Regions from separate parts of the Homo sapiens genome. Here regions 2 and 3 are each linked to region 1. Evidence: chromatin contacts called from ENCODE Hi-C or POLR2A ChIA-PET data. All regions are on one chromosome and are shown on one strand. The core of a region is the stretch at or near the end of the contact, and the rest is flanking DNA. Distances in the headings are between cores, read along the strand shown. Region 1 holds the start of RPUSD2 (RNA pseudouridine synthase domain containing 2). Region 2 overlaps RTF1 (RTF1 homolog, Paf1/RNA polymerase II complex component). Region 3 holds the start of EIF2AK4 (eukaryotic translation initiation factor 2 alpha kinase 4).

Region 1 (3,928 bases), core at 745-3,244:
TATGTCCAAGCTGCAAGAGAGTGTGGGAAGGCTCTGGCTTCTACCTTTTGGGGGCAGTAATGAAATGTGAGAAATTCCCCACCCAAAAGAAGGGTGTTCGGAAGATGCTGGATGTTTACAGAATATGACAAATGTCTACTCTACATGGTCTATGCCAGTGCTTCTCAAGCTTTAATATGCAGAAAAATCACCTGAGGATCATGTTAAAGTGCAGATTCTCATTTAGTAGGTCAGAAGGGGAGGAGGAACAAGATTCTGCTATGTTTTCTGTCTCCACAGTTTTGCCAGGCACTAGTCCAAGTATTTTACTTGAATTAACTAATTTAATTCTCCCACCCCAATCCTATGGAGCAAAGAGGCTAGCTAAGAATACATACTTTTCTTTTGGATAAGGTTCTGCTTTCACTGTAAATATCTTAATGAAATGATGCACTTGAGAGATGATGTCCCTCCTGTGAAGTAGTTTGGTTCTAACATACCCCACAATCAATGGAGAATTCTACCTCTTATTTCTGGAGGTAGTCAGGAATCAGACTTTTCAGCATATGGAGTTCTGCAGCTGTGGATACCTCAGCTGCAGTCCCTCAGTTAGTTTGGTGAGACTAATGACTTGAAGAAGGAATTTAGCTAAAAAAGATTTCCCTTTCTCCTCTCCAGAATACAAATGCCTAGGATAAGAATTAGACTGTCTTTTTTTTTTTTTTTTTTTTGGCAAACTAACATTGAAATGCCTCCTTATTTGGAAGAATCCCACTCTGGATACCAAAGAGGGTTAGATTCTTGGCCGGGCGCGGTGGCTTACGCCTGTAATCCCAGCACTCATAATATAAAAATTAGCCAGGCGTGGTGGTGCGTGCCTGTAGTCCCAGCCACTCAGGAGGCTGAGGCAGAAGAATGGCTTGAACTCAGGAGGCGGAGGTTGCAGTGAGGTGAAATCGCTCCACTGCACTCCAGCCTGGGCGACAGAGCAAGACTCCGTCTCAAAAAAAAAAAAAAAAAAAAAAAAAAAGAGGGTTAAATTCTTCCATCTCCAGGCACCCTGGAAGTGAGGGCTCAGAGCAATGAGGTTTGGCTGATGGAAGTCCTCCCCTGCAGGACTCTTAACCTTGGAAGAGGGACACAGAGACACAGGGAGATTTAGGGGTCTCCAAGGGGTGGCAGGGCTGCAGGAAAAAGAGTCCTTTGGCACAACATAGTTTCTTGTGTCTACTGCATCCCAACTGGGTTTCTTCCCTGACATGTCTGAAGCCAGGCTCTCAAAAGGCTTGGTTTCCCTTGATTTGGCCCTTTTTCTGAGCCTAGTCTCCAGTTGTCTTGTGAATTCTATGAGGCACTAATATACTTTCCATAATTCTATCTCTGATGAAATTAGCCAGAGTTGGTTTATTTTGCACTTAAGAACCCTCGCCATATATCCTCTGATCTATTTGCAGTTTTAATCTCAGGATGGAAGCATGTGGGAGGCGAATGGGGATCACTAATCCTTCTCATGCTGTTAGGGGGAAACACAGGTGTGAACACATTGCTTCTGGGGTGCTTGTGTGTGTTTTAAATACATATATAACAATCTTACTGAGATACAAGTCACATACTATAATATTGACCCTTTTAAAATATAGAATACAGTGGGTTTTAGTATATTCGCAGAGTTTAGCAATCTTTATTCTGGTTGTTAGTTTTTGTTTTGTCTTAAATAAAGCTCCTTTCAAGCGTTTCTTCAGACCCAAGGGACTACTCGGAATTTACACGACCTACTCCTGTCATGGCCTTTACACGGAGCAATTCCAAGGGTTTCCTTTATAAATAACGTCGTATCTCCCTAATAGGAAGACGTCTGAGTAAGGTCACTTTTGGTGAGACATTTACAGTCTCTCATCTCTAAGCTCACTCAATTCACCTAATTTAATTCGAGCAGCTCACTCATTCGCTCACTTATCGCAGACCCCGCCTCGGGACTGGGCCTCCCTGATTCGCTGGGGCCGAGTGACGTCCTCAGATCGCGACCCTGGGAGTGGAGTGGGGGCAGCGTGGTTATGTGGCTGGACCGCCGCGGATGGCTCAGGGTTCTTGGACATTGGCGCTACGACCTTAGGCGCCCTAGCTTTACCAGGACTTGGAGTGGCGATAAGGGCCCAATGGCAGAAACAGTGTCTACCCAGGTTGGGACAGAGGGCGGGCTGAGGGCTTCGCATCAGCAAAACGGTGACGCTGGTGGCGACGCGAAGGTTGAGCTGTCCCCCGGGCCCCCGAAGCCGGCTGGCCGGGAAGTGGAGCCGGCCCCAGTAGGCGGGGAGCATCCCTCGGCTGCAGCCCCAGGCCCGGGCAAGCATAAGAAGCGGCGGGGCGCAACCAGGGAGCGTGTCGTGCCGCCCCCGAAGAAGCGGCGGACCGGGGTGAGCTTCGGAGATGAGCACTTTGCAGAAACCAGTTATTACTTCGAGGGCGGCCTGCGTAAGGTGCGGCCCTATTACTTTGACTTCCGGACCTACTGCAAAGGTCGCTGGGTGGGCCACAGCTTGCTGCACGTCTTCAGTACCGAGTTCCGAGCTCAGCCCCTGGCCTACTATGAGGCCGCGGTCCGGGCGGGCCGCCTGCAACTCAACGAGAAGCCGGTGCAGGACCTCAACATCGTGCTCAAGGTGGAGTCCTGATGGGGCTGGCCAGAAGCGGGCGAGGAAAAGGGGCCGGGTTTTGTTTTGTTTTGTTTTGTTTTTTAGTCTTAGTAAAGCATAGGTACTGGATTAAAATCATGGCAATTCTAAAGCGTTCTCGCTTTCATTTGGAACACTATTTTAGCCCGTTTCCCACCTCCGCAAGTGGCCAGGGTGTCTGTGCTTCAGGACTCAGCCTGTTTATCCTCTTCCTCAAGGCAGCTTCCTTGTTTCCAAGGGACAGAAGTTGGAATTTTCATAATTCCTTTAAACACCGTCTTGTGGCAAGGGCACTGATCACTTTACCCTGCGTTGTAGATCTCTGTGCAAATAGTAATAATAGGGGCTATCATTTATGTCTCTTTACTGTGTGCTGGGCACAAAGTTAAACATTGTATGTCCACTAATTCTAATGACAGCCTTGTGAAGTAGGTATTGCCACTCCATTTTACCTCTGAGGAAACTAAGGAAACTCACAGGGGTAAGGCTATCAACAGTGCCACTACCAAAGCCTATGTTCCTATAACTACTACTTAAACTATTTAACATAGAGTTATGAGATGTCAGGGATAGAGACTAGAATTGTTTAGCCCAGTGCTTTGACTCCTTTAAAATTCCATCACATCTATGAGGTACCAGACACCCCTGTCAGAAGTAACACTGTTTACCTCTCAGTAACACTAGTTTACCATGGTTGTGAGTGGAGAAAAGGCGATTACAGCATTTGGGGAATGGATGGTTTTGGAGTAACTTGTTCCATTGATCAATCGATTTGCGTCAATATATCATACATTGACGAATTCCCTCTCCTATCCCAATTTCTAAAGCACAGATCTGGTCTAACCCTCACATTCCACAGGAAGCAGAGACCCAGAAAAGATAAATGACTTGCCCAAGAGCATGTAGCGAGCCTGTGGCAAATCCTGGTCTAGAGCCCATATCCCTGGACTTAAGCCTTAGTTTTGTTTGTTCAAGATCGTAATAAGTGATGATTTATGGAGGTTTTTTCCTCCATTAAAAAAATTTTACCTTGATTATTTATTTTTTTTTTTTTTGAGACAGAGTCTTGCTCTGTTGCCCAGGCTGGCGTGTAGTGGCGCGATCTCGGCTCACTGCAACCTCCGCCTCCCAGGTTCAAGCGATTCTCCTGCCTCAGTCTCCCAAGTAGCTGGGATTACAGGCATGTGCCACCACGCCTGCTAATTTTTGTATTTTTAGTAGAGACAGAGTTTGACCATGTTAGCCAGGATGGTCTTGATCTCGTGATCCACCCACCT
Region 2 (3,928 bases), core at 815-3,314, 860 kb after region 1:
TTGACCTGATAGTGACTCTGTCCTTATTTTGACCACACCCTTTCTTCAACATTTTTAAATTTCAAGATACTTGCTGTTGGTGCCTATTGGGAAATAATAATTTGAGGCAAACCTCTGGGCTCTATGTCATCTCCCTTTATGGAATAATATTTATGCAGTAAGTCCTATAAAATGAAAAGCATTCAAGATAATAAAGGAACCAGAGTTCTCAATTCAAATCAGTACAACTCCGTATTTATAAAAATTTTACTCTACCTTTCTAAAAAACTAAAAATTGAGCTATGTGCACACTGGGATGCTTTATTTTATAGGTTTCTTATTTAAAATGGAGATTATATTGTCATGTCCTGTTTTTCTCTGTTTATCTAACTTGAAGTAGCAATAATTAAATTTGTCTTTGAGAGAATAGGCCCCCCTAAGTATTTTCTTTTTTCTTTTTTTTGAGACGGAGTCTCGCTCTGTCACCCAGGCTGGAGTGCAGTGGCGCGATCTTGGCTCCTGCAGCCTCCGCCTCCCGGGTTCAAACAATTCTCTGCCTCAGCCTTCCGAGTAGCTTGGATTACAGGCGCACGCCACCACGTCCAGCTAATTTTTGTATTTTTAGTAGAGACGGGGTTTCACCATCTTGGCCAGGCTGGTCTTGAACTCCTGACCTCGTGATCCACCCTCCTCGGCCTCCCAAAGTGTTGGGATTACAGGCGTGAACCACCGTGCCCGGCCAGCCCTGTAAGTATTTTCTAGGAGCTGTTTTTAGATACTACATGTAAAGAATATTATTATTATAAAGTATACTTCTATAAACCTTCCCCATAAATCTTGAGAAATTTAAAAGTTGTGCTTCTTGTTAATGTAGTGTTTTCCGCATTAATCAGAGGCAAATTTTGAAGTGTAGGAAGAGTTTGTGAGAAGTGTCAGTGTTAATTTGTGAAAACTTTAATTTGTGTCATGTTGCATCTAGCTTGATGTAATTCGCTTGTTAATTTCACTCTTTTCAAAGAGTGAGTCCCATGGGAGCTCCCTCCCCACCCAGCCCCCACCCAAGATGGAGTCTTGCTCTGTCACCCAGGCTGGAGAGCAATGGCACGCTGGGCTCACTGTAGCCTCCGCCTCTAGGTTCAAGTGATTCTCCTGCCTTAGCCTCCCGAGTAGCTGGGATGACAGGCACGCGCCACCACTCCCGGCTAATTTTACATTTTTATTAGAGATGGGGTTTCTCCATGTTGGTCAGTCTGGTCTCAAACTCCCGACCTCAGATGATCCACCCACCTCGGCCTCCCAAAGTGCTGGGATTACAGGGGTGAGCCACCACGCCCAGCCCTGGGAGCTTTAACAGTGAGGCTTTTAGGAAAAATACAAAACTGATCTTCAGACACAGGTCATATTGGTGTATTTATTTTTATTTATTTATTTATTTATTTTGAGATGGAGTCTCACTTTGTTGCCCAGGCTGGAGTGCAGTGGGACGATCTCAGCTCACTGCCACCTCCGCTTCCCGGGTTCAAGCAATTATCCTGCCTCAGCCTCCCAAGTAGCTGGGATTACAGGTATGCACCACCATGCCCGACTAATTTTTGTATTTTTAGTAGAGATGGGGTTTCACCATGTTGGCCAGGCTGGTCTCAAACTCCTGACCTCAAGTGATCCGCCCTCCTTGGCTTCCCCAGGGTGCTGGGATTTCAGGCATGAGCCACCGCATCCGGCCTGATTGTTCATCGTTCAACAGATGTATTAGACAGCGTTAGACACTAGAGCTATTGGGTGAACAAAATGGAAGCAGTTTCCACCTTCAAGGAGTGTAAAGTGGAATGAGAGAGAGATGAGGTGGGGAGATTGCTCAGAGAGAGTAATTTCCTTACAATTGCACTACAGGCCATGAAGCAAGGACAAGAATACTGTGGAAATATTAACCAGGGACCCTATTCTAGCCTGATGAGAGTGACATTGAAACAGACCTGGAATATGTGTTAAGGAGAAGCAGATTAGAAGACTGAAGAGTAAAGGGAAGAGTGTTGAATGTTCATGGTTGAGGCACCAGCATATATAAAAGAAATGAGACAGGAAGGACCTCGAACCCTTATGAAACTGAAAGAAGCACAGAGTGAGTAACATAAACTAGTTGCATAGTTGGAGAGAGAATAGTACAAATGAAACTGTAGAGGTAGATTCTGTTTTGACCCTTTGAGGATGGAGAAGTCAGTTTACGGACTACACTCAGCAGTAAAAATAAAATTGAATTGATAGAAAACATCAAATGTGTCATACATAGTAAATATAAGTGATGAAATTTGTGTGTCTCATATGTACATGTAGATGTATACTGGGTTGTGAGGTATAATTTATCTTCCTGTGGGCTGCGTTAAAAAGAGAAAAGTTTTTTGGCCAGGCGCAGTGGCTCACGCCTTTAATCCCAGCACTTTGGGAGGCCGAGGTGGGTGGATCATATGAGGCCAGGAGTTCGACCAGGCGGGCCAACATGGCGAAACCCCATCTCTAGTAAAAATACAAAAATTAGCCAAGTGCGGTGGCACACACCTGTAGTCCCAGCCACTGGTGAGGCTGAGGCATGAGAATCCCTTGAACCTAGGAGGCGGAGGTTGCAGTGAGCCGAGATCACCACTGTATTAGCCTGGGTGACAGAGAGACTCCGTCTAAAAAAAACAAAAGAAAAAAAGAAAAAAATTTAAAGCCACTGGAGGGCGTCAGCCTCCCCGGTGGCTGGGACTGCAAGTGTGTGCCACCACACTTGGCTAATTTTTGTTTTTTATTTTTGAGACGGAGTCTCGCTCTTTTGCCCAGGCCGGACTGCAGTGGCGCTGTCTCTGCCACTGCAAGCTTCGCCTCCCGGGTTCATACCATTCTCCTGCCTCAGCCTCCCGAGTAGCTGGGACTATAGGCGCCTGCCACTGTGTCCGGCTAATTTTTTTTTTGTATTTTTAGTAGGCACGGGTTTCACCATGTTAGCCAGGATGGTCTTGATCTCCTGACCTCATGATCTGCCCGCCTCGGCCTCCCAAAGTGTGCTGGGATTACAGGTGTGAGCCACCGCGCCTGGCCAATTTTTGTATTTTTAGTAGAGACTTTGGAGTTTATTCTGAGAGTAATAGGAAGCCATTGAAGGATTTTAAGTTGGAGAAGATTTTCAGATTTGCCTTACCCAGACTATTGTGGAGAGTAATATGGAGGGGGACACTAATGAAGTGGCAGAGAGAGGAGTCCAGATGAGAGATGATGGAGAACATAAGTTCCATTAGAATGGAAGCGCCAGGAGGGTAACCGTATGTGTTCACTATGCTGTCCCTGGCATCTAGAGCAGTGCCTATATGCAGTTGGCACCCAGTCAGTATTTATTAAATGAAGGACTGACTTGGATTGATATGGTTGTTATAGAGATGACAGATAGTGGAATTGGTTGGACATGATGTTCAGTATGTAGAACTAAAAGGCCTTGAAGACTGAGGACTGATTAGATGTTAGGATGAGAAGAGGAGTATTTAGGATTGATGCCAGGCACTGGCATGAGATGGGGAGTGCTGGAGGAGCAGGTTTAGAGGTGAAGATCCTGCATTCAGTCTGGGATATGTGGAGTTCGAAGTGACTATGAGATGTCTAAGTGGAGACATCAAGTAGGTAGTTGAAAATAACACTTGAGGGCCAGGCACAATGGCTCATGCCTGTAATCCCAGCACTTTGGGAGGCTGAGGTGGGAGGATTGCTTGAGCTCAGGAGTTTGAGATCAGCCTAGGCAACATGATGATGAAACCTGATCTCTACAAAAAAAAAAAATTTTTTTTGGAGGTGGAGTCTCGCTCTGTTGCCTAGGCTGGAGTGCAGTGACACCATCTTGGCTCACTGCAACCTCCGCCCTGGGTTCAAGCGATTCTCGTGCCTCAGCCTCCTGAGTAGCTGGGATTACAGGCACATGCCACCA
Region 3 (3,928 bases), core at 493-2,992, 640 kb before region 1:
AAAAAAAACACTCCTGAGGGATGGAGAGAAGAGATGAAATAAAATTGACAAAATATCTATGGTTGTTGAAGCTGGATGATGAGTACAGAGGAGTTTACTTCTAAGTATGTTTGACATTTTCATAAATATAGGTTTAAAAGAATTTTTTTAAAGACCAATAGAGAAATGGAGTAATTTTAAGGATTAGAGTGCAATGGCCATATTTGCAATTTAGAAACATTACTCTGGCTGCAATAGGAAGAATGGCTTAATGTGGGGCAAGAATGAAGACAGTGACTAATTAAGAGAGTTATTGAAGTAACCCAGGGAATTGGTGACAGTAGCCTGAACTAAGTTAGTGGCAATGGGTTAGAGTGTAGTGGATGGACAGAAGTGGTGACTATTTGGATGTGAGTTGAGAGAAAGGGAATTCAGAATCACACTCAGTTGAATGGTGCCATTTACCTAGTCAGAGATCACTGGAGAAGGAACGGGTCTCCAGCAGAGGGAAGATGATGATTTAAATTGGCCTTGGGTCAAGCTAGTGCATTTGTGTTATCTGGCCAGAAATGAGTGGATAGATGGCAGCAAGGAATTTACACAATCATTATTTAGTGAACAGTGGAGGAGTAAGCAAGGTAGACAGAAGAAACGTCACTTAAACCTAACTTGGGTTAGTACAATAGGATTATTCGAAATGGACATGCAGCATTAGTAAGTTACTGAAGATGAAGTGCAATAACAATGTCTGGGTAGACAGGTTATTATTTTATAAACTTGAAAAACGACGACTTGAGGCAGGATATAACACAAAGACTCCCTAAATTCACACTGAGTGAACTGGGAAGGGAACATGATTCTCTTCATGGGAAGGTAGCTCATAAAGATGCCTGAGTGGAAAGACAGTTTTCAATTGAATTTGCAAGGTGGTAGTGGAGATCCCCAAAGCTGGGGAATGTAGAGACAGAGAACATAATGAGGGTGTTGAATCTGTGGCTCAGAGAATAAGTTTGGGGGTACTAAAGTGGGAGGAAGGAGGGTGGGGGGGGTCACAATTTTTACTCCCGGTAGTCTTGTTCTGGGAAGGTACAAGGTGAAATTAGAAGTGACCTCAGAACCCATCGACGTCTGCCCTTTAAGAGTTTCCCGGCCGGGCGCGGTGGCTCATGCCTGTAATCCCAGCACTTTGGAAGGCCGAGGCGGGCGGATCACAAGGTCAGGAGATCGAGAACATCTTGGCCAACATGGTGAAACACCATCTCTACTAAAAATAGAAAAATTAGCCGGGCGTGGTGGTGCGCGCCTGTAGTCCCAGCTACTCTGGAGGCTGACGCAGGAGAATCGCGTGAACCCGGCAGGCGGAAGTTGCAGTGAGCCGAGATCGCGCCACTGCACTCCAGCCTGGGGAACAAGAGCCGAAACTCTGCCAAAAAAAAGAAAAAAGAGTTTCCCGCACTAGCCATGCCAGGGTGGAGAAGTTCCAGCAAGCACTTCTGTTAAAGATACTTGTTTCGTGAAAACTATACAATGTGGCGTTTTCATTCCTATCTGTGATTCATTTCTTAAGTTCGTGGAGTTCCTTTGCTCCCCTTCCCCCAGCAGGATGTGGGCAAAGCTGTCCCCCTGCCTTCTTCCTTCGCCTGGGCTTCTGGAGCCTCCGGAGCTAGCTCCCGGCGCGGAGCTCCGCCTACGGCCCGTCCCCGGCGCGGAACCCCGCCCACGAGCCCGTTTCCAGCGTGGAACACCGCCCATAGCCCGTCCCCAGCGCGGAGCCCCGCCCCGCAGGCTGCCGGGGGCCCACCGCCGCCCAGGCAAGGCCGCCCTGCCTTGGGCGCAGCGCTGCCATGGCTGGGGGCCGTGGGGCCCCCGGGCGCGGCCGGGACGAGCCTCCGGAGAGCTACCCGCAACGACAGGACCACGAGCTACAGGCCCTGGAGGCCATTTACGGCGCGGACTTCCAAGACCTGCGGCCGGACGCTTGCGGACCGGTAGGAACGTGGCTTGTCAGGCCCGGGCTGGCGTGCCCTGGCCTCCCCGGGCCCTGGGCCAAAGCCCGGACACTTCCAGATTGGGCCGCCGCTTTAGGATCCTGCAGTCTTTTCATCCCTTAGGTTCCACCCATGCTCACTTTAGTCCTTGCACCTGCAGCTGGTCTGCAGAATCCCACCTAGGCCGAATTCTTCTACAGTCCTTTCCCCATGATTTCCCCAGAGGAATCCCCCTGGATTCCTCCCTCTTACCTGGCACTGCTTCTTATTCCTGCCTACATCCCATAACATAACTGCCTCCTTCCAACCTTGTCCTTTTTCCCCTCTGAAAGCCCTTGCGGATGATACCACAGCAATTCATACGCGCCCCTTGCTACTTTGTTCTGAGAACGCTTTTTGGGCTCTCGCACAGGCCTTACGTCCTCAATCAGAATTCTCAAGTCTCATCCATGCATTCAAATCTGCACGCCACATAATTCCCTCTGTACTCCCCAGGCATCCTCACTGTGTTTTCCGGTATGGAGGAACTTTCCATACCTCTGCACCTTCCTCTAAGACATTTAGCTCAGAATAAAGCACACATTCATCTTAGCTGTAGTAGAGAGAGGGTTCTAGACTGAGTCTAGAGAAGGAGTGTCCAATCTTTTGGCTTCCCTGGGCCACACACAAAATACACTAACACTAAGGATAGCTGATGACCTAAAAGAAAAAAAAAATTCGCAAAAAAACCTCAATGTTTTAAGAAAGTTTACGAATGCGTGTTGGGCCACATTCAAAGCGGCCCATGGGCCTCGGGTTAGACCAGCTTGCTCTAGCTCTAGACCTTTTAAAATGGCATTTTGTTTAAAATAATATTTTGCCTTTTTGTCTGGAAATTAAGGCACGTTATAAAGTATTTATACTGACAGTTTTTTCCCCATCCTTGAAGAGTTGATCTACCAAACTATTTCTGAATATTATCATATTATCATTTAAAACATAGTTCTAACTTCATCTGCTTTTTTTTTTTTTCTTTTTGAGACAGGGTCTTGCTCTGTCTCCCAAGCTGGAGTGCAGAGGCATGACCACGGCTCACTGCAGCTTATTCTCAAGCAATCCTTCTGCCTCAGCCTGTCAAGTACCTGGGACTACAGGCACATGCCACTACACCTGGTTAATTTTTTTAATTTTTTGTAGAGACAGAGTCTTGCTCTGTTGCCCGGGCTGGTATCAAGTTCCTGAGCTCATGCAATCCTCTCACCTTGGCCTCTGAAAGTGCTGGGATTACAGGTGTGGGCCACCGCGCCTGGCCTCTTCATCTGCTTTTAACTTTGGCATTTCACAACATCTGCTCTATCTACACATCCAGGATTTCCTCAAGAAATACCATCTTCTGGAGCTATCAGGACAAAATATTCTCTCTCAAACTCAGGGTGCTTCTTCCTTCATTAAATATTTGTTTTAGGCATTAGGAATACAGCTGTGGGCAAAACAGACAAAAATCCTTGCCCTCAGGGAGCTTACTTTTCTAATGCTTAATAATATGAAGTTATTTTTAACCTGAAATGGTAAAAATATAAATTATTCCCCTTAACATGACAGAGAAGTTGGTGACTGGGGAACTTCTATCTTCCCAAACCTTGAGAATCAGGAAGTAGGCCCAAGAAGCAGCCAAAATAGGTGTCTCAAAGTGTACATGGGACTCAACACAAAGCTCCTAAGGCTTCATTCTGAACTAGTTTGTTTACTTTATACAAGCTTAGTTGTCTGCTCCTAGGGCTGCAGAAAAATGGAAGAGAAAAAGCAACTTCTTTTAGGTAGGGATATTGATAACCTCAAGAATTTATAGCTGGTGGCTTTCATAACAAGATGGAATACTAGACAAACCAAAGCAAAAACTATAGAAGGCAGGCAGAAGAATTTAAATAGCTGTCTGTGGCCTATTGTACACCGGGCAAATGGCCTCAACACATTCATAGGAC

The links. Hi-C counts contacts between places; a loop is a spot of excess contacts on that map. ChIA-PET counts read pairs that join two places held with the same protein, here RNA polymerase II (POLR2A). Pooled maps may share reads with other maps.
Region 2: a pooled map shows a loop between it and region 1 (3-fold over the local background). The contact joins the enhancer-like site here to the promoter of RPUSD2 in region 1. A Hi-C loop is called at or near these places in 3 of 168 maps with a recorded cell type or tissue (CD4-positive, alpha-beta T cell and CD8-positive, alpha-beta T cell) and 15 of 50 pooled maps.
Region 3: a loop to region 1 is called in a map of naive thymus-derived CD4-positive, alpha-beta T cell, with 8 times the contacts of the local background. The contact joins the promoter of EIF2AK4 here to the promoter of RPUSD2 in region 1. A Hi-C loop is called at or near these places in 1 of 168 maps with a recorded cell type or tissue (naive thymus-derived CD4-positive, alpha-beta T cell), 1 of 37 single-sample maps with no recorded cell type and 7 of 50 pooled maps. POLR2A ChIA-PET finds 5 or more read pairs at or near these places in 1 of 52 experiments (OCI-LY7).

The regions. Positions count from the first base shown.
Region 1 is chr15:40,567,305-40,571,232 of GRCh38, forward strand. RPUSD2 (RNA pseudouridine synthase domain containing 2) reads left to right here and starts at 1,995. Exons shown (of 3, transcript NM_152260.3): 1 at 1,995-2,639. The coding sequence starts at 2,034. RefSeq lists a silencer at 1-92 and enhancers at 1,937-2,266, 2,328-2,827, 2,577-2,626.
Region 2 is chr15:41,422,352-41,426,279 of GRCh38, forward strand. The region is part of intron 1 of RTF1 (RTF1 homolog, Paf1/RNA polymerase II complex component); the gene reads left to right. Among named protein-coding and RNA genes, the nearest start is that of RTF1, 7.2 kb to the left of the region's middle. Within about 2 kb of position 2,065, at least 3 of the 41 ENCODE cell types and tissues checked have a DNase peak (open chromatin) inside an H3K27ac peak, as active enhancers do.
Region 3 is chr15:39,932,373-39,936,300 of GRCh38, forward strand. EIF2AK4 (eukaryotic translation initiation factor 2 alpha kinase 4) reads left to right here and starts at 1,743. Exons shown (of 39, transcript NM_001013703.4): 1 at 1,743-1,967. The coding sequence starts at 1,824. RefSeq lists an enhancer at 1,456-1,595 and a silencer at 1,616-2,025.